2 separate regions of the Mus musculus genome follow, and region 1 is linked to region 2. The links are chromatin loops, found by intact Hi-C in ENCODE. Cell type or tissue: left cerebral cortex. All regions are shown on one strand.

What was found. Peaks named below come from ENCODE experiments on the same cell type or tissue, not always from the same donor. Only the 100,000 strongest peaks of a DNase experiment are listed, where the experiment ranks them.
Region 1: it touches region 2 in a loop (3-fold over the local background); 5 of 42 quality-filtered maps call a loop at or near these places.

Annotation. Positions count from the first base shown.
Region 1 is chr11:30,807,486-30,812,485 of GRCm38, reverse strand. It overlaps Psme4 (proteasome (prosome, macropain) activator subunit 4), which reads right to left. Exons shown (of 47, transcript NM_134013.3): 8 at 4,661-4,783; 9 at 2,558-2,650; 10 at 1,438-1,703; 11 at 322-508. Among named protein-coding and RNA genes, the nearest start is that of Psme4, 38 kb to the right of the region's middle. In left cerebral cortex, no CTCF peak of the experiment used is centred here; a DNase peak (open chromatin) is centred at 3,081.
Region 2 is chr11:30,135,189-30,140,188 of GRCm38, reverse strand. Sptbn1 (spectrin beta, non-erythrocytic 1) reads left to right here. Exons shown (of 35, transcript NM_175836.2): 13 at 727-1,597; 14 at 1,688-1,825; 15 at 2,559-3,315; 16 at 4,047-4,249. Among named protein-coding and RNA genes, the nearest start is that of Sptbn1, 82 kb to the left of the region's middle. In left cerebral cortex, no CTCF peak of the experiment used is centred here; a DNase peak (open chromatin) is centred at 2,911.

The DNA of each region.
Region 1 (5,000 bases), 670 kb before region 2:
TATGCCCAGCTTCTATGACCTGTAACTTTTTATCACTCTTCCTTGGTCACCCAAATAAAGAAAAGAGCAAGAGAATCATCCTGAAACGTTTACTATGTCTAAGAAAACCTGCAACTACATAATGAATTTTAAAACATGAACAATAAACATATGCAGATCAAGGAAAACTACAAAGGAAGGTATTACATAAATCAATTGTGCACAAACCTCAACTTAACCATTTCCAAATGTAACACTATAATCTAAAGGTATCTAACTAAAAAGAAAAGTATTTATTTAACAACAATAACAGCTACAAAACAAAATCATCAATATGCTTACCATGCACTTACTAAAGTCGTTTGGATCTACCCCAGGCAATGCTCTCATCAACAGAGGTAGCATGTGTGTTGGCCCTTCGGGAAACCATTTGCTGCCTGATACCAAACTTCGGGCTACTCCAATTACACAATTTAAAGTAGCTGTGAGCTGGTGAGGTTCTGTTAATGTCTCTAAAGCAGGGTATGTTCTATAGTTTAAAACAGAGTACAGTTTCAATGTTAAATATACTAAGTTCATAAGCTGCATTTTGACCTGCAGAACTACAGATAGCAGAATACTGAGTGGAAACTTTGTACTAACATGAACAGATTTATACACACAAAGGAACAATACAGTTACAATCACACCCCTATCTGATCTTGTCTCCATACAAACTCCAGTGGGGAAAAAAAAAAGCATAAACTTATAAGCTTTCACTGTTTCAGCCAACTTAATCCACAGCATACTGAACTAAGGAAGACAAGGTACAAATATTCTACTTAGTCCTGTTACAAACAAATATCTTTTAGTCTTTTCTTTTTGGAGATAAGGTCTCCTGTAGCGCAGGCTAAGGATGACTTTGAGTTTGATACTCTTTCATCATCTTGACTAAAAGTACTAAAATTACAAGCTTGTACCACAATTTCTGCCATGTCAAGTTTTATATGCAGTGAACCCACAGCTTTGGACATGCTAACAAAGGACTCTACCAACTCAGCCACATCTCCCCACCTTATTTTTTCTGAGACTGGGTCTCAATGAAACTTGAGGTCACTGACTGGCTACAATGGCCAGCCAGCAAGTCCCAGCAAGTCCCAAGGATCTTCCTGTCCTTACCTGTCCAAAGCTGCACTTACAAGCACCTAGCTTATAAAGTGGACACCTAGGGTCTTTACACAGAACTTCAATTATTTCCCTCTGCAATCTACTTAGTACAGAAGACATATGTAAGCACTGCTTTCCACAGAAAGGCAAATAATAACAGTAGTGTCATTTAATTCTTTTAGATTTAATTATTTTTTGTGTACAGGTGTTTTGTTCAAACATTATGCTTGTACAGCACATGTGTGCCTGGTACCCACGGTGCTGGAAAAGAGCATTAAATCCCCGGGACTTGAGTTACAAAACTGAGCTTACCTTTCAAGCACAGGGGGTATTACTAACTCAGGTCTCATAAGTGCAAGGTTCTGCAGAGCCTGGGCTGCTTCTAGACTACCAGTTTTGCTAAACATAGCCAAGAGGACAGGCTGAATAATGCATTGTACAAAGTCTGTAACATCTTCATCAGTAAGCTTATGGCTTTCAGGCACAGGAGTTAACCAGGAGGGCTTCTTGAATCTTTCACGATGTAATCTCCTAACAACACTGTTTGGCAACCGCTGAAGGAGTTTCATTAACTTGTTCTGGGAACATAGAAACAATAGGTTCTACTCAGGTTCAACTTTCCTACATAGATCTTTTCTCTCAAGTAAGAAAAAAAGAAAAAGAAACACTCTGAATACAAAGAACTTTATGCTCTTACTACACAAACAGCATGCTATACAAACTAGCAAAGAGTAATTTCTAAATTCAAGGATTTAATTTGTTTCGTTTTCCTTTAGACAGAGTCACACTATGTAGCATAGCCTGGTTCTGTGATCTTCCTGCCATAGTCTCATGGGTGCTAAGACTACAGTCATGTGCTTTCCTGCCTTGCCTTAAATTCATGTTTCAAAACAGTTTCTAGTCAGGCATGGTAACACACACTAATAAGAGTGTTCAGGAGGCAAAGACACAGGGATTTCTGGTAATTTGAGGCCAACCTGGTGTGCATAGTAGGTTCTGAGCTAGCCAGGGATACACAGTGAGAGCCTGTCTTAAAAGAGAAGGGGAGTGAAAGAAAGTACATTCCTACCAAATAAAAATTTTCCATTATTTCTTTTTTTTTAAAAGATACTTAATCAGTCAATTAAAAGACAAAACAAAGCTAAAATATCGACAAAATAAAACTGGCGTGATGTGGCTATGCTTTTGTGGCATTATTTATTATTTTGTCAGTAATAGCCATGTGGCGTTAAGTTAGTGTGTATGTATATATGTGTGTGTGTGTGTACATATGTATGTATGTACGTATGTCAAACACACAGATTTGATCTAACCACTTACACATAGCCAAAGCTTACATGACAGATAAGAAATATTACCGTTCTAAGATAAACAATAGCTAAATTATATCTTTATTTCTTCAAATACTATAACAGAAACTGAACATACTTACCAGCCAACGCCCATTATTTGAAGGATGATAAAATGATGTGATGCTGTTAAACAAACCAGCTAAATGTTTTTGTACTAATTTACTTGGTCCACCCTGTCCAGATACACCCCAAAAAAAGGAGAAAGAGAGAGAGAGAAAGAAACATTAATATCTATATTATACTGTATATGAACTGATCAATAAGTCAAATCCTAGATATAAAGGTCTAATGTGGATTCCCTTTATTGTAACAGTTGTACCTGAAACCACAGTCAAAACATAACTCCCTAGTAATCTTTGCACAAATCAGTTTAAAAACATTCCAATAAACACAAAATTAATTTACTTAATTCTGAATAAAACTGAGAAGGTATCATCTTTCAACTTAGGGAAACAGTAGACTGTATTGTTCTTGTAAAAAAACAAGAATACTATAATTTAACATAAAGACTGTAATCTTGGTATAATCAAGAATAGTAACAGGGCTGGTGAAATGACTCATGAGTAAAAACAATGGTCTCAAGCCTGACAGTGTTGGACCCAGGACCCACGCGGTAGAAGGAGAGAACAGACTCCCTTGTGCTGTGCTCTGACAATCCCATGGGGAGAGTGGCTCCTATGTACAAGCACACAATTTAAAAAAAAAAAGATGACAACATAAGCCATACAAAGCACTCCTTAAAATGAATCATTAAGTTGCTCATTGTATGAAACAAAGATTTACATAACATACTCAACACACATTTTATGATGCACATTTTTAATTCAAAAATATATTTTATTTATTAATCTATTATTAAAACAATGGGGGGGAAAAAAGAAGAAAATTAGCATTCATCTAAAGGGCTACAGGGGCTCATACCCTCCAGCTTGACTAAAAATGGTCTTTTAACAACAGCAAGGAAGACAAAATGTCAAATTATATTAAAAAAAAGGGTATACTGGCTCATACTTAAAATCCCAGGCAAGAGCAAGAAAAATCCCTGCAAGTTAAAAGGTCAGGCTGATTTACATACAACATACTAAGTCCTAGGTTAATCAAGGCTATATAACTAGACCCTGTCTTAATCTTCCTCTCAAATCGAGAGAGAGAGAGAGAGAGAGAGAGAGAGAGAGAGAGAGAGAGAGAGAGAGAGAGAGAGAGGAGCCTGTTTTTATTAATGGGCCTTCCCACTCAAATGCAGGCATAAATGAAGCCTATGTCTATGTTTCTCAGTACAGAAACCAGAAGAGAGCAAACTACAAGAAACCAAAATGATTCCACAACAACTCAATATCACAATTTTCAAACTTCTGATAGAATAATTAGCATAACTGTTTTTTTTTAAATTATACTTCCAAATCACATAAAGAAGTGGCTAGCCGGGCGTTGTGGCACACGCCTTTAATCCCAGCACTCGGGAGGCAGAGGCAGGCGGATTTCTGAGCTCTAGGCCAGCCTGGTCTAGAGTGAGTTCCAGGACAGCCAGGGCTATACAGAGAAACCCTGTCTCAAAAAAACAAACAAAAAACAAACAAACAAAAAAAGAAGTGGCTAATATGCATTATGTATTGAATACAAGAGAAAACTAAAGTTCTATGTAACAGTACGAGTTTCAACTCTCACTGTAATTCTGTATGAACATTCTGTCTTTTCCACACAAAAAAATTATCAACTATAGACTAACAATTCAAGAGGTAAAAACATTAAAAATAAATCCTATAATTTAAATATAAAGCTGCTCTAATAGTATATGTATATTTCAAAAGTGACACTGAAAACCATATGGAAATTAACAAGTAATGGATTATTACAGATCTTAGATATGGATGCACAACATCGGAAAATAGCTGACATTTGTCACACAAGGTCCTAGCTCCAACCCCCAGAAAAACAAATGCTGGTAAGAGAAGGGAAGAGAGTGGATGGGGGGGGAGGGACAGGGGAGGGAAAGGGACGGAGGGGAGGAAGAAAGAAACGAAGGAAAGAGGTAAAGTGAGGTAAAGGGAAAGGCATAGAAAGTAAAAAAAGAGAAGAAAACTATCTAATAATCAAGTGACCAACCAAGCTATTAACATGAGCTTGGACCAAAAGGTTAAAGAAAACTTAGGTGTATTTTATGAAACACATAATTAACTACAAACCATCATTGCGGTGATCCATATTACAGCATGTCCTATATCATAAGCATTTGTTAAAAATCTTGGGACTAAAACTTGACTGCTTCCCACTGGGAGGTTCAGGCTTCTCAGAATTCTTGTAAATATCTTTTAAGGCAAAACAAAATAAATATAGGAATAAAAAGGTTCATAAGTATCACAATAAGTCCTTAAATAGCCAAGTGAATGTTAGGTATAGTCTTAAATAAACCTTCATTCCCCACCCCCATGCAATTCTAAGCAAAATTATCAGCATACAGTGATTTGCTTTATTCTTTAGAAAGTAGATATATATATATATGTAACAGATTTATCGTATGATGCT
Region 2 (5,000 bases):
CCATACTCGTTAACGATGTGGACCGACAGCCTACTGTGGTTGCTCTAGCAGCTCTCAGCTTTGACACCTAGTCACGTGCTATTGAGGGAGAAGGACTGGGCCTTGCTTCTTTAAATAAGATGGGCAGAGGTGGTGCACACCTTCTTTTTTCCCCAAAGGTTTATTTATTTATTATATGTAAGTATACTGTAGTTGTCTTCAGACATGCCAGAAGAGGGCATCAGATCTCATTACGGATGGTTGTGAGCCACCATGTATGTGTATGTGGTTGCTGGGATTTGAACTCAGAACCTTGGGAAAAACAGCCACTGCTCTTAACCGCTGAGCCATCTCTCCAGCCCAGAGCCTTGCTTTTTTGTTTGTTTGTTTGTTTCGAGACAGGATTTCTCTGTTGTCCTGGCTGTCCTGCCTCTGCCTCCCAAGTGCTGGGATTAAAGGCCTGCGCCACCACTGCTTCTTAAGAACTAAGTAAACACAGCTGCTTCCATATGATACGTGTGCTTTCTTGATTTGTAAGTGATCTCTTTGTCTACAGTTGGGCCAAAAGTGCAGTGTTCGTCATAGCCCTTTCTTCCTGTCCTAGTCAGTATGGCAGGAAGTGACTGTTGCTCTTTATATGACACTGCTTAGACGGGAGCCAAGCTAGAACATGGAACATAGTTTACTGTCTGCAAATGAACAGGGAGCTATTGGAGACTTAGCATTCTTTCCTTGGTGTTAAAACAGGCTACAAGCCATGTGACCCCCAGGTAATTCGAGACCGTGTTGCCCACATGGAGTTCTGCTATCAAGAGCTTTGTCAGCTGGCTGCCGAGCGTAGGGCTCGCCTGGAAGAGTCCCGTCGCCTCTGGAAGTTCTTCTGGGAGATGGCAGAAGAGGAAGGCTGGATACGAGAGAAGGAGAAGATCCTGTCCTCTGATGATTACGGGAAAGACTTGACCAGTGTCATGCGCCTGCTGAGCAAGCACCGGGCATTTGAGGATGAGATGAGTGGCCGTAGTGGCCATTTTGAGCAGGCCATTAAAGAAGGTGAAGACATGATTGCAGAGGAACACTTTGGATCGGAAAAGATCCGTGAGAGAATCATTTATATCCGGGAGCAGTGGGCCAACCTGGAACAGCTCTCAGCCATTAGGAAGAAGCGCCTAGAGGAAGCCTCATTACTGCACCAGTTCCAGGCTGATGCTGATGATATTGATGCTTGGATGTTAGATATACTCAAGATTGTCTCCAGCAATGATGTGGGCCATGATGAGTACTCCACGCAGTCTCTGGTCAAGAAGCATAAAGATGTAGCAGAAGAGATCACCAACTACAGGCCCACTATTGACACACTGCATGAGCAAGCCAGTGCCCTTCCACAAGCACATGCAGAGTCTCCAGATGTGAAGGGCCGGCTGGCAGGAATTGAGGAGCGCTGCAAGGAGATGGCAGAGTTAACACGGCTAAGGAAGCAGGCTCTGCAGGACACCCTGGCCCTGTACAAGATGTTCAGTGAGGCTGATGCCTGTGAGCTCTGGATTGACGAGAAGGAGCAGTGGCTCAACAACATGCAGATCCCAGAGAAGCTGGAGGACCTGGAAGTCATCCAGCACAGGTAAGTGAAGTTACTACTACCTGGGTGCTAAGGCGATGGACTGAAACATAAGCCATTAAAGTCACTACTCTTTTGAATTGCTTTCCTCAGATTTGAGAGCCTAGAACCAGAAATGAACAACCAGGCTTCCCGGGTTGCTGTGGTGAACCAGATTGCACGGCAGCTGATGCACAATGGCCACCCCAGTGAAAAGGAAATCAGAGCTCAGCAAGACAAACTCAACACGAGGTATGCATGGCATCAGCAGAGCGCCTGCTGTCCCTGTGTGGCTCTGGTGAGGGTGACAGTGCTTGCCCAGCTTTGCTGTCAGAAAAGAGTTTCCTGCACAGGTTCACATCCTTGTAGCATGGATGTCATGACAGCAGCATCTGCTTTACCAAGTATTCTCATCCATGTTTTGCAAGAAACAGCTTTTAAAGTGAGGTTACATTATTCAGGACATGAGTCAGAGTCACCCAGTACCTAACTTCTCCTCAGATTAAAATTAGAGCCTTGGTAGAAGACAGACAGCAAGATAGAACCTGTCTGTGTTGTCCCTTTAAGTTGAAGTTAGGGTTAGAACCCTAGAGCAGGGTTCTATAATGAAGCTTGATTTGCCAAAGATAGCATCAGTTGTCAGGGCAGACCCCTGTCCTGTTCCTGTCTGTCTGTGGAGCAGACATCTTTGAGTAGATTGTTCAAAAGTTTACCATCAGTCTGGCTTGGGGAAATATTCCTCCAGAGCAGTTTTGAAATGTATGATGCATACAGCAGGCACGAATTACTAGACCCTGTGGGACTCCATTGCACTAAGCCATCTGATTGACATTTACTGGGTGACATGATTTAAAAGCACACAAGTAAAAACAGAGAAAGTCAGAGAAAGATGGGAAGGAGGAAAGTGAGGCAGCTTCAACTCTGGCTACCCGTCTCAGGATCTACCAGACATTCTGATCCCTTCTTGTGCTGTCTACATTCACAGGTGGAGTCAGTTCAGAGAACTGGTGGACAGGAAAAAGGATGCTCTTCTGTCTGCCCTGAGCATCCAGAACTACCACCTCGAGTGCAATGAAACCAAATCCTGGATCCGGGAGAAGACCAAGGTCATCGAGTCTACCCAAGACCTTGGCAATGACCTGGCAGGTGTCATGGCCCTGCAGCGCAAGCTGACTGGCATGGAACGAGACTTGGTAGCCATTGAGGCGAAGCTGAGTGACCTGCAGAAAGAAGCTGAGAAGCTGGAGTCCGAGCACCCTGACCAGGCTCAAGCTATCCTGTCTCGGCTGGCCGAGATCAGTGATGTGTGGGAGGAAATGAAGACAACCCTGAAGAACCGAGAGGCCTCCCTGGGAGAGGCCAGCAAGCTGCAGCAGTTTCTGCGGGACTTGGACGACTTCCAGTCTTGGCTCTCCAGGACCCAGACTGCTATCGCCTCAGAGGACATGCCCAATACCCTCACTGAGGCAGAGAAGCTTCTCACACAGCACGAGAATATCAAAAATGAGATCGACAATTATGAGGAAGACTACCAGAAGATGCGGGACATGGGCGAGATGGTCACCCAGGGGCAGACTGATGCCCAGTATATGTTTCTGCGGCAGCGGCTGCAGGCCTTAGACACTGGCTGGAATGAGCTCCACAAAATGTGGGAGAACAGGCAAAACCTCCTCTCCCAGTCCCATGCCTACCAGCAGTTCCTTAGGGACACCAAACAAGCTGAAGCTTTTCTTAATAACCAGGTAACGTTCCACATGGCCTGGCTTCCATCCTGTTGAAACAGGCCCTGGCTGATGTTGGAAACTTTTGGTTAAGTAGCAGGCTTAAGCCATGCCTATATGAAATTAGATGTGTTATTTTGAAACGGATGCCCCTCCACCCCCAACTCTTCAATGGCATTGAAACCCATCACGCTGTAAAGACCTAGAATTGAAAATTTCTAAGGAAGCTCTTTTGTCTTCCAAAGTATGATTCTGTGGTAATTACTGTTGAGGTCTATATAACTCCTTATTTAGTTAGGCAGTGTTCTGTGGCGTGCGGGCTCAATTTAAAGAATACAGTGAGCAAGTTTTGGGGGATTATTTTTTGTTCTAGAAAGATCAAGAATTTCACCCAAGGATACAAAGCAACTGCAGATGGCTGCCAGTGTCAGGGTTATAATCTCTCTTAAGAGAGTACAGAGGGTCTGCTGCTGCTTCTGTGGACCTGAGAGGACTCTTCTAGCCAGCAGACCAAGCTTTGCTTATTGTAGGAAAACCTATTTATATAACATTTACCACTTAGAGAAATGGAGCGACTAATGGATTATCCTTGGGCTAGGCTGTGTGTGTGTGTTATGTTTGTCTGTCAAACTTTTAATTTTACCCGCTTCATAAATTATTTTGTGGAATGGAAATACAGTGAAACAGTCCTTGTAATTTCTTTGTTAATATGTAATGTCATTTTGGATTTTTTTTTCCTCTTTTAAAACAAGGAGTATGTTTTGGCTCATACTGAAATGCCCACCACCCTGGAAGGAGCTGAAGCAGCCATTAAAAAGCAGGAGGACTTCATGACCACCATGGATGCCAACGAGGAGAAGATCAATGCTGTTGTGGAGACTGGCCGAAGACTGGTGAGCGATGGGAACATCAACTCCGACCGCATCCAGGAGAAGGTGGACTCTATTGACGACAGGTACAGCATTTTTGAATGTTGGAATTGAACTATACTCTGGACTGTTAAACTTCCAGCCACTAACGCAGAGTCCTTGGGACTGTGGGTTTGAGCTTCCCAGAGAGCAATCTATAGGTATTTATCAGAATTGCATCAACTCATCCAACAAGTGAGTGCCTGGTACGTGGCTCCCTTAGTTTGATTCTTGTGAAGTGTTTATAGATGTCCTCAAAAGAAGGCCTCGAAGCCCGTCCTCCATAAGCTGTACTCTTGCAGAATTCTCATGGTGGCTCACTTGAGGGGACCTTGAAAGCCAGAGTTTTCCTGGCCCAGGCCATATTCTCCTTCATCCATGTGACATTCTTCAGGCACCTGTAAGGAGAAAGGAAAGAAGGAAGGTGAGACTTGCTTGTCCTGAGCACTGAAGAAAGCTATGGAGAGACAGCATCTGCCCTTTATTAAAAAATGGACATAGCTGGTGCTGTCATATGCTCTACCTGCACACCCTAAGATGATAGAAAAAGATATTTTCTCCTAGTCTAGGGCATTCTCCAGGATTAGACAGTTGGGCATCATCTCTTCTTCTTCCTCTTCTCTCCTAAAAGCTTGTCTCCCTAGTTTTTAAAGGTCTGTGTTTTCTGTATCTGAGTCCTGCCCTGTACTGGTTAAAGTACAGAGGAGGCCTGAGCAGTCCAGTGTTGAGCTGCACTGATGAGAGTCATTGTGGGCTGCTCATGTAGACAGTCATTAGCCTCTGTTGTAACAGTTACCT